3 separate regions of the Mus musculus genome follow, and regions 2 and 3 are each linked to region 1. A link is a loop called in an ENCODE intact Hi-C map of the cell type or tissue named here. Cell type or tissue: heart. All regions are shown on one strand. Each heading gives the region's core, and the rest is flanking DNA. Links, peaks and the distances in the headings are about the cores only.

Region 1 (8,251 bases), core at 2,227-7,226:
CTATGTGCATGAGTCCTTCTGCCTGTACACAGGGTCTATATGCCACACACATTAGTGCCTAAAGGCCAGAGAGTATGGTGGACTCCCAGAAGTAGAGCTATAGATGGTTGGGTCCTGGGAACCAAACCTGGGTCCTCTAGAAGAATAGCCAGTGATCTTAACTGTTGAGCCATCTCTCCTGCCCCTAGTACTCACTACATTTAAAAGCAACACAAAGCAAAGCAAAACTTTCAGCTTTCTTCCATGGCTCTGTTCCCCACAGACCTGCTAGCCCAGCCCTCAGGGTGGCAGGCTGGAGCCGCCCTACCCAACAGTTCTCCTCAGCTCTAGCAAAGCACTTCCCAGACAGAACAGCCTTTTCCCTGCCTCGTGCATCTTCTCTGTCAGTTCAGTATTTGTTCCGTTGTCCTGCTCACACAACTAAATACAGGACACTCTCTGTGGCATGTGCTATCTGTAGAAGGAAGCCATTCTGCTACACTCTGGAATACAGTTCCCAGGGCAGCTCAACTGGGATTCTGTGGGTGGCTGCTGTCCCATGGCCACAAGTTCCATATCACTCTCTGTTCCAAAGCATGGGTGACCTGGCAGAGAAGAGGTCTGGAACTTAACCCGGCAGCTCTCTGGGGGTCCTTAGACAGGCTACGGCACTGGCTGGGCCAGGCCTGGACACGTCTAACTCTACACTCAACAGTCTTTACCACTGGATCAAAGAACTGACTGTGAGAGACCCCTCCCAAACTCTTCAGAGAATGTGAACTTCCACGCCATTCTGGAAACATCCATCTGATTTCCTAGATGCCCATCTGGCAGGCTGGAGGAAATGTATTTGAGGTTTCTATCAGTTTTCCCACTGTATAATGTTGACCATCAAGGTCAGGGCCTGATGGTCAGAGCGGCAGCTCCAGTCTTTAACGTCAACACTTTAAACCTGTTCCCAAGCCAGCACAGCACAAAGGCAGAATTGTCTCATTGCAAATCCCTCTAAGGAACAGGAAATTAAAAGCATAATTCAGGGTGCTCGGGATACCACCTCCTTCCTCCCAGCACCTCTGGAAGAATGGATGCAGGCCTGAGTGAAGGCAGGATATACGCCACATGCTTACAGTTGGTGGAGGGATGCTTTGAACAACTCCAGGAAGACGTATTGAAGTCACTGGCAAATGATTGTTCTGATAAAGCACTGGGACCCTGGGAGGCGAGGCTGTGATTGGGCTGACAGCTTTGCTTAGAAACACTGCTTCTAAGAAGCAACAATTAGTGATTCGTTTGAATACTGCCTTGCTCTGGTTCCGTCCAAATCCCTGCAGTCTCCGGCACACCATAGTCTCTTACCACATAAACTTCAGTCTTATCAAGACAAGGAGGGCAAGGCGTCTTTCAAATGAAAATAATACAAATAGCAAAGGATCTATTTTACTGTTGTGAACTCTGGCAATTTCCTCTGCATTAAAAAGATAATAAGTGTCAAAGCAGTTATTCTAACACATGACAGCTTTGGAATAGAGACAACAGAGCCGGCTCACACACACACTCACTGTGGACACATGGGAAAAGAGCAAACAGTTTCTCTAACAGATTTCTCTGCCTCAATGCCAATATGGCAAATAATCACATGAAAATGTTATTACTCCACCTAATGTTCCCGTGGAGCTTCTAAATAGACAGCTTTGTTCACTGATTGACAAATGCACGGGAACAAGGACAGCAAGGACCCTAGGAGGGGCCCTGGTGGCGCCCAAGCTTAGGTGGGGCTGACACCTGACCAGTGCAGACTCTGAGATGATTAACAAGAGCTGAGGGCTGAGGCTGCAGACAACAGATAGCTTTCCTATCTCCAACGCTGAGGCATGGGAGACAGACATCACAGTCTATCTCTAATAGGTCAAAGGAGAACAGAAGAGGGGACACAGCACGGGACCTGCAACCCCAGGTGTGTAAACCAAAGCCTAGGCAGCACACAGCTCAGCTCATGTGCACCCGTGGGAAAGCTTAGTGTATCCAGAAGGCACACTAACAGACTGGAACAGGAGCTCCACAAATTCCAGGTCAGGACAGCACATAGGAAGCTTCAGACCAGACATACAGCCACCGCTACTTGAGCTTGTTTCTAAAATTAATTAACTAAAAATTTAAAATGAAAATGAAATTTATTAAACAAAATGCTTATAATAATATACTACTAATAAACTATAATGAAATTTAAATTTGGGAATCACTTCGTGGAAACATCCATTTAACATGCTTATATCATATATGAACAGTAGGAAGTGAACCATTACATTTAGAAGACGTGGCTGAGGACAGGGTTCGGCTAACTGAGAACTGTCTAACATGCATGAAGCCTGGGGTTTCACCCCTATTGTCAGACAGAGGGCCTTGTGACACCTCAAATCCCAGTGGTAGCAGGAGGACCAGGAACTCAAAGTTCAAGGTCATCCTGGTACACAGTAAAATTTAAGGCCTGGCTGGGCTATAGGAAATTCTCAACTGTATGTGGGGTGGGGGAAGTGTCAGATGCCTAGAATGGCCAACTCAACTAACTTTTGCTTACTACCTACCTTGTGCTAAATGTAATTTCTATGTAAGCAGCACGCCTGCTTTTCTGTAAGAGCAGATCAGGTCTGTGAGATCACGTTTGAGCTGCTCAGAGGGAGCTCTGTGCTTTACTGAAAAGGCGTGTTTAGCAAACAAAGCTCTCCTTCTCTGAAGTGCTCCGAGCCTTGCTTTATGTTTGTGCTCACGCTCCTCAGATAAGACACACACTGACCGCTGCCGACTGTCTCATCTCCCCATCTACTGACCAGTATCTGATCTGCTGACTGCATTTCCTCTCACCCTCACATTGTCAGGGGATAAGGAGGAATCTGTGCTGATGACAGCTAAGAACGTGAGGATGAAAGCAGTCCTAAATGGGGATCATCTTCCTCCGAAGGCCTCCACAGGTCTTCTTGGCTAGCTAATGGCTGCTGACCTAACACTCAGGGTAGGAACGTCAAGGAAACACAACCATGGCTCTTGGCCGGAGCACTTAGGGTGGTGGACAGCAACTCCAAGTCAAGGTTTCAGGGCAAAGTAAAGTGCTTTATGTTCAGTTATTTCCATGGAGATGAGGTCTTACCCATCCTGGCCTTGGACTTCGACTGCCTCAGTCTTCCTCATAGCTGTGACTACAGGTGCACCCTGAAAACCCTATGTCTTCAATCTAGTGCCATCTCTCTTTGTAGACCATGCAGCCTCTCTGGTTTCCCAGCATACCAATGCTGCACAGGGAAACTGCCGTATGAGCCTCTGAGAAGACATTATTAGCACAGGGTCGATTTGGGCTATTCCGACTATGGAGAACACACCTACTAGAGGGAAGGGATGGAAAGTTTTGCTACCAATACCCAGTTGACCAAGTATTTGGAGGAGAGATTGCAAAGAGGATATGTATAGGGGCTGGAGAGATGTCTCAGAGGTTAAGTGCACTGGCTGCTCTTCCAGAGGTCCTGAGTTCAATTCCCAGCAACTACATGATGGATCACAACCATCTGTAATGGGATCTGATGCCTCTTCTGGCATTCAGGCACTGTAAACATAATAAATAAATATATCTTTTTTTTAAAAAAGAGGACATGGTCTGGCGTGGTGGTGCACTCGGGAGGCAGAGGCAGGCAGATTTCTGAGTTCGAGGCCAGCCTGGTCTACAGAGTGAGTTCCAGGACAGCCAGGGCTATACAGAAACTCTGTCTCAAAAAAACCAAAAAAAAAAAGTACATGTATATGAATGTATGAATGTATGAATGTATGAATGTATGAATGTATGAATGTATGAATGTATGTATGTATGTATGTATGTATATGTATAAAACAGTGTTCTCATGAATTTTGCCACCTTTACATTACTGACTTGGAGTCTGTGTTACTGTTGTCATAGTTTAGATGTGACATGGCATTCCTGGCTTGTCTGAACCATAGTCCTTAGCCAGTGGTGTGCTGTATACAAGTCTGTGACCTTGGCTGAAGGAAGCAGAGACAGGTCTGAGACGAAAAGCCTGGATGGTCCTCTCTGCTTCCTGATGCATGGAGACGTGAGGCAGCAGCTGGACCATGCTCCCACTGCCATGGAGCCCTCCACAAGCCTTCCTCACCACGATGGCGGCATGCTCCCCAACATTCAGTCAAGAAAAAATCCCTTTCTTTAAGTTGCTCTTAATGGATACTTGATCATAATCACGAGAAAAGTAGCCTGAGAACTGGTACTACAGACTGACAACACTACTTCCATAAGCCTGACCATATGGTTCTTGGGTCTTCCAGACTGGTCTGTGGGAGAAACATGGAGTCTAAAACCACAGGCTAGAGAAATCATAGATAGCTGCCAACAAGCATTAGTCAGCCATTGTGGGGAGTATGGAAGGCCAGCCTGCTGTCAGAGCAAAGACAGGAAAGGGTGGCTCCTGAGGTTGGGAGGGGGATGGGGGTTCTGTCAGGAACTGGGTGAGAAGCCATCCATGACATCCTGACCAGGACTGTGGCTGCATTCTGCCTGTGTCCAGGATATCAGCAAGGCTGAAGGCAAGAGCTAAAGTCAAGGCGGAAGCACGGACACTGGAAGATAGGAAGAGCGCACCGTTTGGTGAGGAAAGGAATGTGAGTAAGGATGACTCTGCAGAAAGCACACGAGGAGAAAGCAGAGGTGATTGTTGAGGAGATCAGTGCCATTAAGGGCCAATCTAAAGCTCTCAACTGGGAAAATACAAAGTATGCCTGAGGACAAAACCCGCCCAGGGGAAGGGCCATTAATTATATTATATTATATTATATTATATTATATTATATTATACCATACTTTCATTATAAAGAGAATACTTGAAAAGGCAGCATTTGGGAGACCCTGCTAGAAAATGGAGACCTATTTCTCCAAGTTCACCCCCAAAGGCTGCTATAGGCATAGCCAGGCTTTTCCTTGGCAGCAGGACATGCATCACCCACATGGAGCTGGTTTTACAGACATGTGGAACCAAGGGCTACAGGGTTATGGGAGTTTCCAGAACTCCAGACAGACATTGCGGTTACGTAAGATGTAGCAGGGTTGGACTGTCTCCATGGCCTACTGAGTGGGCTATGCATAGAGTTATGAAGGCAGGACATAAGTTGTGCTGGGGACCCTCAGGATACTGGAGATGCCATGAATTTAGGGCATTCGTTAAGATGCAGACATAAATGTAGTCAGTACTTGAGAGAAGCCCCAACTGAAGCAGACAGCAGAGTTGGACAAGCAGCCTCAAGTCTTCTGGAGCCCAGATGATGCAATACATGGCCCAGATGGAACTGAAGGCCTTACTTAGTGTTGGCCCCACTGGGCTGGACTCTTGCTTTCCTCCCTGTTTACATTAGGAATCCTTCCATCCCATTTTACTCTGGAAGAATGTAATTTGCTGGGGCTGGAGAGATGACTCAGTGATTAAGAGCACTGAATGCTCGTCTGAAGGTCATGAGTTCAAATTCCAGGAACCACATGGTGACTTACAACCATCTGTAATGAGATGTGACGCCCTCACTGGGCATGGCGGCACACACCTTTAATCCCAGCACTCAGAAGGCAGAGGCAGGCAGATTTCTCAGTTCCAGGCCAGCCTGGTCTACAAAGTGAGTTCCAGGACAGCCAGGGCAATACAAAGAAACCCTGCCTCGAAAAACAAAACAAAACAAAACGAGATGTGACACCCTCTTCTGATGTGTCTGAAGATAGCTACAGTGTACTCATACACATAAAATAAATAAATCTTTAATTTAAAAAAGAATGTAGCCGGGTGTGGTGGTGCACGCCTTTAGTCCCAGCACTTGGGAGGCAGAAGTAGGCGAATTTCTGAGTTCAAGGCCAGCCTGGTCTACAGAGTGAGAAATTTGCTTACTATTTTATAGATTGTGCTCAGTTTACAGAACACCTTGAGATTTAGAAGAAATTTTGAACTTTGGACTTTTGATCAGGGTTAGAAATGTAAGACTAGGGGGGCTTCTGACATTAAAATGAATACATTTTATATTATGAGATGGCTATGTGCCTACAGAGTTAATGGGGAGAGTATCATGATTTAGATGAAAAAGTTCCCTTACAGACTCCTGTTCAGACATGCAGTCTTCTGGCTGGTGGCTCTGGTTGGGGAGTTCTGGAACTTTTAGGAGATGGCACCCTAGTTAGAGGGCATGGATGCTGAAGGAAGGTTTATAGGCTAGCCCCACCCACTCTTCCCCTGTATCTGCTTTCTCGTCTATCCAGGGTTGAGCATGTAGATTCACACTCCTGCTGCCACAGCTGAGAGGCACTGCAATGCTTTTCCTTGCCACGGCCAGTATCTTCCTTCATACCAGGAGCCAAATAAACTCTTCTCAAGTTGATTCTTAGAAGATCACAAAAACACTAAAAGAGGGAAGTAACTAATAAAGCTTAGTGTCTCCATCATCTGAGTCACCTGCCGTAGGACTGTTGGTATTCCCAAGGTTGAAACAGTCTCTCAGCATCACTTAACCACCTCCAGCCTGTCTCCTACCTCTTAGAGAATTTCATGGTGGTCACTCATTCTTCTACAACTACCCCTCTGCCTTCATGAGCTAGACTGTTCCTGTAGTCACTACTCTTACACTGTCCTGAGAGGCCATCTCTCTTCACAAGGGCTGGGAACAGACATCTTAACACTGAAGGGTAGGGAGCAAGGTGGGGTCTTAGCCTGACTGAACTCTGGACTATTTCCCTTTCTTTTGAACTTGGTGTGAATCTATTTCATCAACTACAGCAAAAGTCCTAGAACTCTGTTGTCCTTAAATAGAGGACTGAAAAATCACTGGACAGAGAATGCAGGAAGACGTTTGAAAGTATCAGGCTACTACTACTTAAGTGCCAAGTTGCCACAGTATGCCCATCAGCCACAATTCCATCTAGCTATTCTCACATAACAAGACAGAGTCACAGCTCCAGGAGGAGCAGCTCGCTATGTCCCTTCAGTCTATCTGAGCATGCCATTCTGTTTGAAACAACACTGGAGAAGCAGTAACAACCGTCAATCACGTCAGCTGCAGATGAGCACAAAATAAGTGTCTCGGGGGTTCTCAGAAGCTCCCAGACTTCTCTGTAAGCCATTCTGCTATCAAATGGAACTACATAAACAGGACCCAAGCCATAAGACTGTAGATTTCCTGGGCTTATCTGACTGAGATTGTTGTCAGGCATACAATGAATGGTCGGTGGAAGCCAACAGGGTCTGACACACTGCAAAGCAGTGACAAGAGCTGAGACACATGACCCTCTGGCCCCCAGTGACTTCCCATTCATACCCAGTTTTAAGACCTTGGCTAGTAGAGCACCACCCCCGTGCTATTAAGTCGATCTGATAATTCATACAGGGTAAAGGGGGGCATACAAAGAAAAGGAAGAAACTACAAAAATCTGTTTTGATGTTGGAAAAACATCACTTTGTTAGACAAACAACAGGAGGTAGTGATATTCACCTTGTTTTCCTTTCTAAAGAGAAACTCAATGTTTTGCAACATTTTAAAGGTGTAGACTAACACTCCTATTCTGGAGTACATCTGCATGATAGAGCCACTAAGCCACACTGGTGGATATTGCCATTACTGTCCAATTTTATTCTAGAACAAGCATTTTCATCTCAGAATCCAGACTCAGATAAGGAACACGAAAACCTTTAAATGAGCGTTCTCTTTTGGGGACTGCTATAGAAAAAGGAGAATGCAGGTGACACTGCAGACTTCCTGAAGCCCCTCACCAGCTGACTCATCTTCCTGTTTATAAACAAAGTAGAAAAGTTTTCCTTCATAGGGCACTTGAATGGGGAGGGACAGTGGGCATCTCCTGCCTCTGTCACTGCTTAGTAAGGAGGGTCTGTTCATACCATTCTTGCAGCTCCATGGAATAAGGCCCTTAGGTGTTCACAGCACTCTGTTTAGGAGCTCTCTCAAAGGCGTGGAAGAAGCTGGCACTGTCCTGCTGAAGGTCAGGGCTACAGCTCACTGCTACAGCACCTTGTCTAGCCCATGCAAAGTCTTAGGTTTCACCTATAGCACAGTTAGGTAAGTGGGTAGGCCCTGTCATTGGGCACTAGCAACTTGCAGGCTCTACTTAAGTCTATCACTTACGTTTTTGCATTAAGAGACCCATCAATAATAGACCTGAGGCCCCATATCTTTTCTGGGCAGGACAGGACAGGACAGGACAGGACAGGACAGGACAGGACAGGACAGAGAGTCA
Region 2 (8,251 bases), core at 1,919-6,918, 74 kb before region 1:
CCTGGTGTGGTGGGCACAGAACACCTGGAGGACTCCCAGAGCTCATCCAGCAGCAGACAAGACAGGCCTGCTCTGCCCAGGGTGATACACAGTCATGTGCAGGAACATGGGGTGTATGAGATGGGCACTTCTCAAGGTCACTTTGATAGCCATGATCCATTACTGAAGGACAGGCTGCTGCTCTCGCCTGTGTGTCTTCCTGAAGCCATAGACTCTACTATCTGTACTCTGCATGTCAGCATACTCAAAATAATGTAGACAAGGCTAGCTCAGAAATGCACCACAGTGACTCCTGTAAGCAGCCATGGCCATTCTTTAATGCCTCCAGACCGTTCTTCCCTGCACCTAACTGTGATAAGAAACATTTGAATGTCCTTATTCCTTATGCCCCTTTTTGTCTCAATGGCTAATTTAATTTTCATAAAAATGAAGGGAAAGACTAATATAAGTTTTAGACAACAAATATAAGACCAAGAGGGATGGTTTTATGCACAGAGTAATAACACAAAAAGAAAAAGAAGTCGCAATGGCTCAACGTTAGTAAGTAGTTTCAATGAGCTGCTCCCCACCTTGCAAATCCCACGGGCATCACAGTGTACACATGGCTCTCTCCTAGATCAGCAGTCACACATGCCATCAAGGAAAAAGCATCTCTGGAGCCCTGAGTGACAGGATTTTTAGCCATACCTTCAGCATTCTCATAGCCCCACATCTAAAGTAATTAAAATTTAAATATCACCAAAATTCCTGGGAGACTCTATCTTTGTAAAAACTGCCAGTTTATCCTCTTCCAATGCAGAGTCACATTCGTTATTAAAAGATGCTAAGCCTAATCACAGGCTGATGAGGAACACTAATTTGTCACTTCCCCGGGCTATTTCTGCAGCTGTGAGGTGGGGTTTCACTGGCTTGGCGTGGACTGACATAACTCATTTTCTAAAAGTCAAACGTATTGCTATCCAGTTGGAAGAAAATCTTGCTCCATCAATCTACAGATCCTCCAAGAAAAAAAAAAAAAAAAGGCTCACATATGCTTTAAAGTATGAAACTGTAAGACCATGTCCATCCATATTTTCAAGAGCAACAAATCATTCTTTGTGTTTATTTTCTTTTTGAAAGAGAGTATGTTCTTGACTTCTTCAGCACTGACACCAAAATCACACATGGGGTGCTAAGTGCTTAGTACCCTCAAGCTGAGCCACTGAAGCACTTAGCACCCTATGTGTGCTCGTCCTCCCAAGAACCTCCCAACCTGACACAGGTGTGTGTCTCACTACCACTGATGCATTCACAGCTCCTCTGCAGCCAGCAGACTCTTATACTTGCCAGGACACAAATATAACACCGGCTGCCAGAGTTTATGGAAATGCTAATCAGGCCCGGGGGTTTAGCATGCACAGAGCCTTGGGTTCCTCCATCCCACCCCACCCCGGCTTCCCTGCTGAACCTGTCTGCTTTCCTTCCTCCACAGGGAAGGGAGAGGGAGGCTCAGTCAGCTCTTCCGCAGCTTAAGGACTGTTTATGTGCTCACCAGCACCAGACACAGTAAGCAGCACTTGCTGAGGACAGCGCTCCTCTCTTCAGGAGGCTACATAGCCTCATGAAGTCAAAAGTAAAATGCACTGGTTTGTTCTTTCCAGATCCCCTGGACACCCCTGAGAGTGACCTAGGATTCAGGGAGCTCACAGAGTGATCAGTAAACAGATCCCACCTCACATAATTACTCAGACCTGCAGTCTTTCTGCTCTGGGGTAGTAGTATTTTGTGCACTGATTTATTTCTCTGAATTGGACCAGAATTAATAAGATATTACGTTCACTGAATACAGAAATCATGACCAGTCATCCCTGTATTTTCACATTATTAGTACATTACTTAAATACACAACACACACACACACCACACATAGGGTGGGCAGGGATGTATTATGATAGTTCCTTTTTTAGGAGGGGCATTTGAGACAGGGTTTCTCTAAGTAGCCCTGGTTATCCTGAACTGTAGACCAGGCTAGACTCAAACTCACAGAGATCCACCTGCTTCTGCCTACTGAGTGCTGAGATTAAAGGGGTGCACCCACACACACAGCAGTTTCCTTTTCATCTTCTTTTTTTCTATTTTCTTTCTTTCTTTCTTCTTCTTTTTGTTCGAGACAGGGTTTCTTTGTGTAGCCTTGGCTGTCCTGGAACTCACTTTGTAGACCAGGCTGGCCTCGAACTCAGAAATCCGCCTGCCTCTGCCTCCCGAGTGCTGGGATTAAAGGCGTGCACCACCACTGCCTTTTTATGAAAAGTGTGAAATCTGACTTCAGAAAAGCATTCTTTCTACTCTTAATGCTAGAAGACAGGGAGAAGCGTAACACTAGGTTAAAATTCAGAGCTACAGCTAATATCATTAAAAATCAAAGATAAAAGGATGCTGCAAAGACGTTACAGTAAGCAGCATTTAACACTTCCATGCCTAGAATCTATCTGAAAAATAAGCTTGTTAGTTTTTGTTCGAACTCCTGTTTTACACATTGTTTTTATCTGCTAAACCTAATCTTTCATGTACTGTTGAAATAATGTGCACTGTTTTTAAACCTTTGAAGGGCTAAATGTGCCAAAGTTCAAGGGTGTAAACACTCCCGGTATTTGTCTTCCGTCTTGCGGTCACACGTTTCTGAAGGAACCTGTACTCACTCATATTGTTCTCACCCTTCCTCTCCCCCCCCCCCCCCCAGGCTTAGCTGCAGCCTTTCTTTTTCTTTCTCTTTTAGGCATTTTTATAAATAAGATATTCTGCTCATACTCACCCCTCACTCCCAGATCCATACCCACTCCTCCTACCTCTCAATCTACCTGTGACTTCATACCTTTTCTTTTTTTTTTTTTTTTTTAAAAAAAAAGCTTATTAAGCATCCAACAGCATAAATGTAGAAGACACAGGAAAGTTACAGTCTGTAACTTCAGAGCCAGGCTTATGAATACTCAGAAATTTCTGGATAATCGTGCCGTTTAAAACCAAGCAGCATTTTAACTTATGATAACCTAAGAAAAGAATTATCTATATCTCCCTGAAATGTCTCATTTTGGCATAATCAACAGAATCAAGAAGTAATTAATGAAAATGCTTTCAGTTTAAAACAAATTATTTGAAAAAGAAAGTTCCATCTTCCTCCCCCACGGTGTGCGCACACAATAGAGCCCTGAGGGAGAAGGGGAGGCCTGCACAGAGGTCGGCATGAGATCAATACCTTTTATGTGGCTCAAAAGCACTGATGGATCCAGGGATGCACCCACTGCATCTCAGAAAACTGTCACTAGCTTTTCTAGTCTGCCTGTAGTGGCAAGAGACATTTTAGCGATCTTTAGAACACAATGTCGGAAACCACAAGGCAGCTTCTCGCTGCAGCTGTAGTACGATAGCCAGCACTCCAGAGAGATGAGGGGCAAGAGTTCAGATTCAGTCCATCATCAGTACTCCTCTCTGGGACAAAATGCTGAGTGCTCAGACAAAACCAGCACTGAAGGAGAAGCAAGCCACGTCATCCGTGGAGGTCTGATGTGGTCTGCAGGGGTTCTTCCTATGTAAAGCATGGTTGCCAATGCCACAATGAAACATAAATTTGGTCAAAGTTATGCTCAGTGGAAACTGTGAAGTTGTTTATTAAACAAGTAAATTGTATGTCCTGCTGTCCATTAGTATCAGCTACATCCTGGAGGATCACAGGAGGCACAATGTGGGGCAGACCTTGGCATGAAGAGGACTGATTCCATGCTAAGTTACAAAGCTTGTGTGTGCCCTCAGGGTGCTTACCATCTTCTGGGCAGGTTCAAATGGAAACCCAAGGAGCATTGCAGGATTCAAGGTCCACAGCAGCATAGCCAAGTGGCTGCAGCTGGAAAAGCATCTTCTGGACAAGTGTCCCTCCCTGAGAACCACAGCAGGAGAGGTCACCAGATATTTGAACTCTGGTACCAATTTCAGACCCATTCTTGCTCAAAGGAAGTTAACTATCTGAATTATTGAACAGACTTCCTCAAGGAAGACAAGGTCTGTGGGAAAGGGCAGGCGGAAAACCAAATCCACCATGGTTGGCTTGCAAGGTGAAGACAGACAGGGCAGCCTCTGCAGCTCCAGGTCTCAAGTGGACATAGTTTATTATGGAACTGATTTGTTGAAACTTTCCCAAAGCAATCAACCCTGAGCCAGCACAAGCAAGCAAACAGACAGACAGACAGGGTAATTGTGACCAGAAAAGCACTGGTGCCTGCAGCCCTAGGTGTAAAGCAAGGAGCATATTTCACATTATGAACTGCTGTTTAATGAGCAACAGAGGCCATGTAAGAAAGCATCCCTGTGTGGCTCATCCCTGCCCCTCAATGTGCGCATTATACACAGTGAACAAGGGCTCAGGAAGGGAAAACATTTGGGAAAGGCTCACACTTTGATTTAAGAAGAAAGATTGCAGAAAGGAAACCATATATCATTTGGCTAAGGACTGCTAAACACGAAGCTACATTGTAAACATAATATTGAAGGGTATACCAAAGATGGAGAGAGGTTTTAGTGGTATTTGCATTTAAATATTTATTAGTGTTCTAGAAAGCAGGAAATTAAAAAAAAAATAAGGGAAGAAAATATATCCTAAAGTTGATAATATTTTTTACAATCTGAGTAAAAGAAATACTGTATTTGGGGGTTCACAAATAAAGCACACACATCACAAATAATGATGTGTGTGTGTGTGTGTACGTGCAGTTAAACAAAATGAAAGCTATACCAAGGTTATTGTAAACCCAGAAATGAGCTGTGTTAACTCTACGATAAAAGGGAATCACTACATAATCATTAGCCACTGAAAAATCTCCTAACATTCTGCAATACATATCAAATTTTATTGCACTTGTGTACAAAGAAAACTGGAGCTGAACTGATGCATGCTGGCATTGTTCATTTTGCCTCGGCCAGGCACTCTGAGGACCCAACGGCTCTGGTGCTTATTATCCTGTATTTGCCCTTCTTGGAGTGGATATAATCATAAAAGCTATGCAGTACCTTGAGTGGACTGGATAATTAGAGTCACAATGACATCCATGTGAATATACTGCATGTCATCATCTCCTTTAAGTGCATTACCTTACACACACACACACACACACACACACACACACGGCTCCTTCCTGCAGGATGCTGGCTGCTCTCAGGCCTAGCTAAGTTCCTGAAGGAAGCATCAGGCTTATCACAGCCACTCTCGAGGTGATGGCTAGAGTCTCTAGCACCTCAACTGACTCATTTCCTTAAACCTACCATATTTCTTTTAGAACCTACCTATTCTGCCAAAACGTCCATCTACTTGGCTGAACATGTTACCTGTGAATTTGGACATGTGGGCAGATGACAGGCAAACCCTGCACATGAGAAGCTGCATGTCAGCAGCAACTGTACATGGCTGCAGAGAACACTTCCTCAGAAGAAACCATGCAGGAGCTGGGGCCAGGGTGCGCACCAGAAATAACTAAGAATGAAACCATCCTCTTACTTACAGAAGAAGGGTATTTACCACGGAAACCTTGAAATCAAGATTGTTTATAACTGAATCCACTTAAAGCACTAATTGTACATATCACACATTTAATCATAACTATAATCAGCAAAGTTGAATATTTCTAGAAAATATTACATATCAAAACTGATTCAATAAAAACAGAGAATACTATAAACATTAAATATTATTTTAAAATTTCTTTTATGTATATGTGTGGGCCTGAGTCCATCTAAGTACACTACATGTATGCAGGTACTTGGAGAGGCCAAGATGTTGTCAGGTCCCTGGAACTGTAACTAATGGCAGTGAGCTGTCATACGAGTGCTCAGGACTGAAACCTGGGTTACATACAAGAGCAGCACGCGTTCTTCAACAACTGAGCCATCTTTTCCATCCCCCAAACATTAGCTATTTAACCATTAGCTAATAATTTTCTAACATAGCTCAGAAAATTTTACAGGCATGGAATAGCAAATAGTCAATTTTAAAACACTATATAAATTCCTCCATTTGGAAGGAAAAACACATTCTATTAAATCATACAAACTGAAACTCAGACTAGGGTGTCCAGGAACATTCTAGGTGAACTCACTCATGAGTACAACTGCAAACACAAAATGAATTCAATAATGTATGAATGAATAATTAATTGTGACCAAATTAGGTTAATCCCACAAATGCCAAGCATCTCCTACATTGATGTAATTTACTACATTAACTTTAACTGAGGGAGAAACACACACACACACTCTCTCTCTCTCTCTTCTCTCTCTCTCTCTCTCTCACACACACACACTCACACACACACTCACACACACACACTCACAATTTTCTTCTTTATTTCTAGAAAAGGAATGTTACTAAATCTTCCAACTTTTTAAAAAATTAGGAAACACTTATCAGCCCAGGCATTTACGGCAAATTCTTTAATCTGTGGAGTGGCATTTATCAAAACCTTATAGCAAATGTTCTTTAGTGGAAAGAAGCACTCACTTAAAAACGTAAAGAAGCCAACAGAAGGATGACTATCACGGCTCCTTCTGCTCGGTGGCCTTTGTGCATTCTGAAAGAACTGAGCAGAGTACACTGAAATAAAAGGCACTGTGCTCTAATGTCAAAGTATAATACATCTAAGAGTAGGCTTAATAAAATATGATGTAATGGAAAGATCTGCAGTAAAGAAGACCAAATAAATGGAAAGGTGCATCATGTTACTGGCTAGAAGGACCGGTGTGGGAAAGATGACCACCACTCTCTCTGTCCCCAAAAGCTGGACTGTTGACCTTTTAAACTGAGTGGAAACGAATCTCCATTTTACCATGTCTCATGGAATTGACTGCATGCTCTAGTCTTCCTAAAATCTGTATGTTGAAATCCTAATCCCCAAAGTGACAGCTATTAGAAGCTGGGACATTGAAGGTTACTGGGTCATGAAGGAGGAGACCTTAAGGGGGGAATTAGCACTTTCAGAGACTCTGCTATGGGGTCCCAGCGTTCCTCCAGAGACAAAATGACAAGAACCAGATGGCAGGCCCCCATGTGCCAAATATGTGGTGCCTGCATCTTGGATGTTTCAGTTCTAACTTCGTCTTGTCTATAAAGACTCATTTATGATGTTGTATTTACACAATCTGAATAAATTAATATGCTCATTATTTTAAATAAAAAATAAGACTGTCTTCTTTAAAGTAATACTGCTTTGAAGAAAAATATAAAAGAATATCCTTAAAAGGGCTTCTAAATTTTTTTAATTAGCAAATGGTTCAGTGAGTAAAGGTGTTCCCCTCAATGTCTGAGAACCTGAATTTGAACCTTGAAACCCACATGCTGGAGAGAGCCAATTTCTGCAAGCTGTTCTCTGACTTCTTCATGCACCTCCATACATACATGTATACATAAAATATATAAATGTAAAGTACTTCAGGTATTTTACCCTATGTTTTAAATGTGTTCATTCCAAAATTCAGAGCTTAAAGCCAAATAGCCAATGGGACTGAAGTAAAAGGTGGGTCCTTTAAGAAGTGATTAGATAATGAGATTTCCTCCCATTGTGAATACACACACACACACACACACACATACACACACACACGATCCAGAGATAGAGACTGAGATGAGAAGGCCCATAGCACAGAATTTAGTCTCTTACTGCAGGCCTGTGCTGACAAACTAAGGAAATAACTAGGAATGTGGGAAGTGGGGGAGGGGATTTATTCTCCCATGTCTGAGGATGAATGAATGGCTGGGCAGAAGCAGTGCCTTTGTTGGCCTATCAGCCTGGCAAGCTTGGATGTTTAGTGTGGGATGCTCTAATTTCTTGGTGGCGCCTTGCTGTTTTTCCTCACAAGAGCTGAGCATACACAGGAACACAGCACTCTTCCTGCAGGCTGGCAGCACAGGGAAGCTCTAACCTTCCCTTAGCAATGGGAGTATGTGAGGCACGGTGGTTCTGACTCAGTTACAAGATAAGTGTGCAATTAGCACATATTCTGTCCTTAAATCTCACCTTAAAAGTATTCCTTATTCTTTTAAGCTTGCAATTGATTCTTTCTATAAAATGCCTTGTGATACTGTGAATTAGACTATATAAAAATAAAGCATACTGCATTATATAAAGTTTTACTGCATCTCTGCTGTACCATCAGATGTGCTTGATTCTGTCGGCCTAATTTGTATATCTTTATACTCTCTGAGTAGTTTTCGCCTTATGAAGAATTCAATAAA
Region 3 (8,251 bases), core at 1,919-6,918, 87 kb before region 1:
CTCCCCTGCTCTGGCCAGCATCAGGCCACTTCACTGCTTACTATCAGGGAGGTAGATGGAAGGCAACTTCTCCACTTGAAGGCAGATTTCTCAGGAAGAATGCTCAAGCTCTGGGCTCATAAGTAGGAAGGGAGGATGGGTGTGGAAGCTGGGGTAAAATCTGTTAATAATTTGACTCCTTCTAACTCTCAAACTGAGAAAACTGCTGAGTCCATTTGCACTGGAAGACTAGGAAAACTGTAAGCATCAGACAAGAAAACCAATGGCTAAACTATACAAGATCCCAGCTTTTAAAGAATTATTTTAACAGCCATCACAGGCAATGGTAATATTAGCAATTAACAATAAACAAAAACTTGTACGTTTATATATGATTCTTTAATATTCTTATAGCCTCAATCAGAGAGACCATTAATTCAGACTGAGTGTGAACTATCACGTTCATAAAGACACCTGAATGAACAACTCAGATTTTGCTTCTTCATTGGCTATTTGGAAGCCTGCTTCCTTATCTGTAGAGGGGAGAGTAATGGTATCTAATTTAAGGGAATTTACAGGAACCAGGCACAGAGTAAATGTTCAGTTAAGAGGGGAGGCATATTGTAAGTACTCAAAAATGTGGGTGGGCACATTTCTCAGTTTGCTTAGCATTTTTATTGGGTAACTCTCATATGCTGAACCCTTTTAGACACGAGATAAGGAAACAAATGTGAACAAGTCAATTCCTAAAAGGGCTACTATTTTAATGTAGACGAAACTTCAATACCAATTAATAAAGAGCGTGTGAACTCTACCCTAGCAGCATGGTGGCTCGTGGCCATGCTGCCTCACCCAGACAGGGATGACCGGCAGAGAAGCTTCCTAGATGTGACTGCTCAGGACCAGGACATGACAAGGAAGAGGTGAAAGGAACCGGGAACGGAAAAGTCAAGGCAGGAGAACAGCATGTCTAGGGAGGAGAGAGCCAGAAAGACTGGGCAGAGCAACAGAGCTGAGGCTGGACTGGTCTGGCCTGGAGCAGCCACGGTGCAAACAGTGACTGCAAGGGCAGCAGGATGGAGGGCAGGCGAGGGCAGAGAACACAAGAGAATGTTTCAGTGACTAGCACACAGAGGTGACTTTAGGAACTGTAAATGCTGTGGGAGGAGGGGTGGGGACAGAGAGGTGGAGGTTGCTGCTTCCTGCTGTGTAGTGGGAACAGGCTCAGACATAATCACACCCCTTTCTTGGTTTAGTGAAGGGCTCCTTGCATGCCCCATGAACCTACCTAAGTGTACAGGGTGTAGATGAGTGGTTCCTTAATCAGATCAGTGTCAGACTCGTTTGAGGAATTTTAGAAATGCATGCATGCTACTCTTACAGTGTGATTTAACTGAAGTGAGGCAGATTGTCTAATATATGTCTCAGCTCGGAAACCATTAGTCTAAATCAGTAGTTCTCAACCTATGGGTTTCGACCTCTTTGGTGGTCAAACGACCCTTTTACAGGGGTCAACTAAGAGCATTGGAAAACACAGATGTTTATGTTATGATTTATAACAGCAGCAAATTGACAAGTATGAAGTGACAACCAAAATAACCACATGGCTGCAGCCTTAGGATTGAGAGCCAATGGCCTAAATTATAATGAGCACAGCACAGCCACACATAAAAGCACACACTACAGAAGCAAAGACTAAGTATTTGGGGTTAACATTCCTTTGGAATACTGGACTGCTGGACCACATTTTCAGTGTCTTTGTTTAGTTTTGGCACTATTACTATCTATGCCTACTTATTAAAGACAAGCATCTACTTTATGCACCATGTCCACGGCCACTTGTTCCAAGAAGGCTTAGTTTCTCCCCTGTCGATGTAAGTCTCCCATCTACTGCAGCGTGCCATGCAAGGGCTACATGTTCACCTCTACTCAACACTCAGGTCTCCTAAGGCAGAGCCCGTGTGCAACTCGGGGTCCCTTTCAGAGCACCCAGCACAATGCCCAGGATGGTGCCCTGAATGTATGAAAGTATTTGCAAACTGAAGAAAAAACTGTGAGGAGACAAAAGGTGATTGTTATAAGATCTGTACAAAGGAATTTAAAAACATTTAAAAATTGTTAAAATTCAAACAATATTTACTTGAAACTTTTTTCTTAAAATAATATAGATTATCCCTAAAGAATCAAGGACAGGAACTGTCCAACTGGTATAGAGTTTGAAACTTGCTATTTAAGATCTGGCTCAAACCAATCACAATTAAGCAGCGTTTTCTTTGTCAAAAGTCCTTTTTGTGGGCTGGGTGTGGTAGTGATGCCTTTAATCTCAGCCAAGGCAAGTGAATTTCTATGAGTTCAAGGCCAACCTGGTCTACGCTATAGAGAGTTCTAGGCTAGACGAAGCTACACAGTGAGACCTTTCTCAAAATAACAGCAAACCCAAATGCTTCTGTAAAGCAGCCGTGTGTTTGATGGTGGGAGAGCAATCATGATACAGAGGTGCAGGATGGAGGCTGAAGAATCTGATGATGTAGCAGAAGAAAAGACACTAGCAAGGTTTCTAAGTGACAACTGTCAGCAGGCTGGAGATTACTTAAAATCCAATAGCATCAAGCAGCCATGGAATGATGATGGCAGGCCTTCTCAAATATCATCACCAAACACAGAGAAGTCCCTTCCTCAGAGGATATTATTGAAATCTGGCTTTCATGATGGTCTTAGAAATAGAGTGTTCCAGAAATGACAGATTTCAATGACCACAAAAGAAAATAAAGGATTTCTTGTTCAGCTTTATGGTGCTAGAGATCGGGCCCAGAGCTTTACATGTGGTAGGCGAAGCAAATACTTTACCACCGACCTATACACTCAGATTTTGAAGTAATTTTAAATCCCCACTGTCCTGACTATTATGACGAGAAGAAATGTATCATCTATTCCCATTGGGTCCTTCAGCATCAACTTTTGAAAAGATACTAACGTCACGGGCTGGAACGATGGCCTCATGGGTAAAGTGTCTGTTGTGCCAGCATGAGGAGGTTTACATCCTTAGGATCCGTATAAAACCCAGACATGGTATCATACTGCTATAAACCTAGTGCAGGGTGCTGGAGCAGGAGGATTCCTGGGATCTCACTAGTTAAGTCAGTCTAGTGGAGGTGGCAAGTTCCAGTGTCAGTGAGAGATACAATGCAAAAGGGGGGCGGGCAATAAAAGAAGGTATCCAGAGTCAAAGTCTGGCCTCCACACATATAATAAACAAGCAACCCCCCTTCATACCTCTCCCCAGCAGGAGTAAGAATAACAAGCACACTTACACCTACACAAGTGTGATTCTGCATGTTTGCACACATGCAGACAGACAGGTACAAAGAAAAGAATATAAAATGGCTTGAGAGGTATATTACTAGGAGTAATGGGAAGAAATTAAGAAAGTGGTGAAATTAGGTTACATATCAGACACTCTCTCAGCATGATTTTTACTGCGGCATGGAAGCATCTTCTGGAATAATAATGCTAATTTTAAATGCCCTCTTAATAAAATGTTCAGGTTGCTTATAGCCTATTAGGCAGCAATTAAAGTCTCCTGCGCTCTGCCACCCCTTCCTCAGGTCTGCCACAGTACAGCGATCACAGCAAATGAGGCCCAGAAGTGGTGGGCACTCAGGGGTTCCATGGGCCAGGTAAAGATGGAAGGCCCATCATTCAAGTCATTTAAAATTGGACACAACATTAGGGGAAAGGCAATGGACCCGAGTGAGATGAACTAGAGAAACTAATGTAGCATTTAAAAAAATCACATTCATTGGTGCCAAGGGACATTTGGAGGACATTGTATTTAAATCTGGATCTCCTTTGAGTGTCAACTGTTCTGGATCTTCAGCTGACCGAGCTGACAGGGGCTGCTCAAATGGTCAGCTCACAAATGGCTCCCTTCAGCTCACGGATGATGATGTCATCATGCATCTGTGGGCTGTCATTTTATATGGACATAAAAACAGACAGAAAATACATTAAAGTGATATGTAATTTTCCATGCAGTGCTCTCAGACTAATAAGAGTTATGGTTTATGATTAAGTGGAAATGGGTTATTTGCTTTAAATATTTATGATAAAAGTATTTAGAATTAACACTTAAGCAATTCAATCCACAAGATAAAAAACCAAACAAACCTGCCATACTCCCGTGCTGACCTTGGCAACTAATGTTCTATGGCACATGTTACCTACAAGATAAATCACACCCCCAAATAACAGTCAAATGGATTTTTGCCTAGTTCTGCTATCAAACTTAGCTAATCCTGGGAAAATACTTTCTTTTATTGAAAACAAATGTCTTCTAACGTGTTGATTATGGTTTCGTCTACCTGTATACCTCCCTGTTGCTCTGCACCTCCCTTCCAACCCATGTCCTCATTCTTTCTGTCTCTCCTTAAAAAAACAAATGGGCTTCTAAGGAGTAATAATAAAACACAACAAGACACTACTTGGCTACCCTTATGAGATAAAGAACCTCCAAAGAGGCTGCTGAGCTTGTTTTGTGTTGGCCGTCTACTGCTGGCCATGGAGCCTACCCTTAGTAGTTTGTTTCCCCAGTGATATTCCCTTGGAGGAAACTAACTTTTCATTTCGTCTATCAACCAGGGATAGCATCTGAGTTAGGGATGGGAGCATGTGTCCACTCCTCCTTTCAGTTCTAGGACCATCTGTGCGTGCTGCACAGTCCCTGAGTTCATGTCACCAGCCCTGCTGTGTCTAGAAGGCCTTGTTTTCTTAGTTTCTTCCATCCCCTCTGGCTCTTACACTCTTTCTGCCTTTTCTTCTACAGAGTTCCCTGAGCCCCGAGGGGAGGGATTTAATGGCCACATCATTAGGGCTTAGTGTTCCAAGGTCTCTCACTCTGAATACAGTCTGGCTGTTGGTCTCTATTTGTTCCCATCTGCTGCAGGAGGAGGCTTCTCTGATGATGGCTGAGCAAGGCATGGATCTATGAGCAGAGCAGAATGTTGAGTTTTTGTTTTGTCTGGTGTTTTTTTTTTGTTTGTTTTTGTTTTTGTTTTTTTTTTGCAGAATAGTAGTTAACTAGTGTACCCCTAGTAACTGCCTATCTAGGCTCAGGCTTCTGGTCACCCAAGCAGTGCTTCATATGGGTTCTATCTCACGGCAAAGGCATAAGTCAGACAGTGGTTGGTTATTTTGTGCCACTATCACACCAGCGTATCTTACAGGCAGGTCACCACGTATGTAGATCAAGGGGTTTGTGGATGGGTGGCTGTTTACCTTTCTCATTTGGTAGTGGGTCCAAGAGGGGTAATATCCAAAATACATAACACACTCAAAAGGGGGTTATCAAGAACATGAGGTACAGATCTAAACAGAGAATTCTCAAGAGTAAAATCAAATGACCAAGAAGTGCTTAAATGGTCAACATCCTTAGTTATTAGGAAATGCAAATCAAAATTCTGAGATTTCATCTTACAGGGGTCAGAATGGCTAAAATCAACAACACAAGTGACAGCTCATGCTGAGTAAGGGACACTCCCCCTCCATTGCTGGTGGGACTGCACACTTGCACAGCCACTATGCAAATCAGTGTGGTGGTTCCTCAGAAAGACAGGAACCAATCTACTCCTAGATTCAGCTAAATCACTCTTGAGCATATACCCAAAAGATGCTTCAATCTACTACAAAGGCACTATTCAACATGGTCACTGCTGCTCTAGCTGGAAAAGCCAAAAATTGCAAACAAATCTGATGTCCATCAATGAATGAAAAAAACATGGTGTATTTACACAATGGAATATAACTCAGCTGTTAAAAAAATACATTCAAGAAGTTTGCAGGTAAATGGATGGAACTAGTCCACACACTGACAGCAAGGTCCTACTGTTAAGACGACACAACTCACTGCACATGAAGATGTCAAGCTGGTACCTACCCAGAGCCCTCATGCGCCTATGGACTAGTGGTCACGCATGGTACAGGAAATGCTTTCTTTAACCTTATTTCTTTTTTAATCTGTCCAATAGGATAAAATGAAAAGATGCTGACATAGCATGGATAAAGAAAATCTAAAGCAAATAGATTGATGAATATAGTAATATCCTGCTAAAACCTTTCAGCCAATTACTGATTTCCATAAATGAATCACAGCCTAGAATTCAGGAATGTGAGGACAGGCAATTTCAAAGCACTACCGGAGACTATTAATAACCAGGTAACCCAAGCTGTGTCCAGGACTTGGCTAAACTGTAACGAGTTCAACGCCAAAGCTCATGCTGAATGGCTCTTAAACACTTGATAGTCACCGCGAGTTTAAAAAGCATAGCTAACATCTACTGAACATTATTCTATACCAGCCTTATGTTTCCTTACCCTCTCAACTCACAGGCAGTTCCTATCACCATTCTCTGTTTTAGATGGGCAAACCATGAGGTCTAACTTGTCTCAGCTCAGTCACAGGCTTGCGAGTAGAAAGCTACATTGTATGCTCAGCAGAACAGCAATTGTCTCATCACAGTAACAGCAAGTGCTAGTGAGCTACAGTGTTTTGCCCTCCTCTTGAAGCAGGCAGCCCCAGGAGCTCAAGTAACACTCCTGTCTTGGTCTGTAGAAAAGCTCAGGTTACAAGCACAGACCACCATGCCTATCCTGGGTTTTTTTGTTTGTTTGGTTGGTTGGTTTGGTTTTTTTGTTTGTTTTTGTTTTGTAGCTTAAACTTGAATCTGATTGTAAACTGCTGACCATGAATCTCTATATTAATATGCAGTTATGAGAAGCGACGCGAAAATCTGATACAGCTATGCCATCCATATCCAGTGAGCACCCAGCTGTATGGTCCACTATGAATAACTGAGTTAGGTAATGGAGATATAACTTCTGTATTTTCAAAACAAATGGGGTGTGGGGGGCTCTGAGTAGAGTTCTGAAGCAGACCACTAGCCTAGCAGGCACAATGTTGAAGCTATTGTTTTTTCTTTTGCACTTTATTGTTGTATTTTATGTGAATGGGTGTTTTACCTGCATGTATGTCTATGCACCACATTCCTGCCATGCTCAGAGACCAGAGGGGGTATTGAATCACCTGGGGCTAGACTTAAAGAAGATAGTGAGCCACCAAATGAGTGCTGAGAACTGAGACCACACCCTCTGGGAGAGGGGCCACCATGTGCTGGGAACTGAGACCATGGCCTCTGGGAGAGCAGCTAGTATTCCCAATTGCTGAGCTGTCTCCAGACCAAATCTTGGGTTTAATTTCCAGCATCTCAATCAATCAATCACATGGAAGGAAAGAATGTGCATACACTAGATAATAATTTACTTTCAGAGTCAAGGGTCAAGAAAACCCAACAGAAATCAGCTCCTCATTTACACCCTGCCCAGACACTTCACTCAACAGGAGCACACACTCGGCCCACACACCCATCTTTGCCTTGCTAAGTTACTGGGGTACCTAGAGCTTTAGGGTGAGAAAATACTTGCTTCCTTTTTCACAATTAAAAGCAGGGATGTGACCTGCTTCATCAAAATGTAATGAATGTACAAGTTAAATATCTTTAACCTACTGAATTTGACTTTTGCTTGCATAAAAACAGTCACTGTTTGCAATAAGCATCCCCTTCCTTGCGTCCCTCTTAGTCCCAGCTTCTTACAAGGACACCAGGCATTCTCCATAGCTCCCATCTGCTTCCTTTCAACCAAGGCCCATTTCTGTGTGCAGATAAATTCTGACCACTGTTCAAACCACAAGGATCACTGTATCTCCCGGGGCTAACAGGACAAGTCGGCTGACACCAGAGGCAGGTCTGAAGAACAAAACCGCTGTCAACCATGGCACAGACAGCACACACACACACACACACACACACACACACACACACACGCCCTTTCCTTTGATTACAGGACTGAGCTGAGAAGCACATAAAGCACCAGCCATCTTGGTCCCCCATTCACGAGAGAACCGCTGCGTTATGGGGTAAGACCTAAAGGCATTCTCACACACAAGTACTCTGGGAATTCTTACACCAATGAACTGCTCTTAAGCTAAGCATGCAACTGTGATTGAGCCTATGAAGGGAAGCAGAAGAGAATAAGTGTAATGGTGATCTGTCTTACGGGCCCTCTTAGAAGACCAAAACCCAGCAAGTCTCAGCTTTATGGCCACTGACAAGAAGTAAAAGAATGATCTTTCCTTGAAATGATCTATGCTGTTTCCTCTAGCATTTCTGCATTTTTTTGCTATGGCAATTTTGCTGCCTTTGGTCTTTGGTAGTTAAGG

Evidence for each region. A loop is a pair of places that touch in the nucleus more often than their neighbours do. Peaks named below come from ENCODE experiments on the same cell type or tissue, not always from the same donor. Only the 100,000 strongest peaks of a DNase experiment are listed, where the experiment ranks them.
Region 2: a loop joins it to region 1, with 1.9 times the contacts of the local background. A loop is called at or near these places in 2 of 42 quality-filtered maps.
Region 3: a loop joins it to region 1, with 2.1 times the contacts of the local background. A loop is called at or near these places in 3 of 42 quality-filtered maps.

The regions. Positions count from the first base shown.
Region 1 is chr17:30,434,562-30,442,812 of GRCm38, forward strand. All of the region lies in intron 6 of Btbd9 (BTB (POZ) domain containing 9), which reads right to left. Among named protein-coding and RNA genes, the nearest start is that of Btbd9, 140 kb to the right of the region's middle. In heart, for the core only: no CTCF peak of the experiment used is centred there; a DNase peak (open chromatin) is centred at 4,470; H3K27ac peaks cover 1,244 bases.
Region 2 is chr17:30,360,929-30,369,179 of GRCm38, forward strand. The region is part of intron 6 of Btbd9 (BTB (POZ) domain containing 9); the gene reads right to left. Among named protein-coding and RNA genes, the nearest start is that of Btbd9, 210 kb to the right of the region's middle. In heart, for the core only: a CTCF peak has its summit at 3,882; a DNase peak (open chromatin) is centred at 3,973.
Region 3 is chr17:30,348,357-30,356,607 of GRCm38, forward strand. All of the region lies in intron 6 of Btbd9 (BTB (POZ) domain containing 9), which reads right to left. Among named protein-coding and RNA genes, the nearest start is that of Btbd9, 220 kb to the right of the region's middle. In heart, for the core only: no CTCF peak of the experiment used is centred there; no DNase peak of the experiment used is centred there.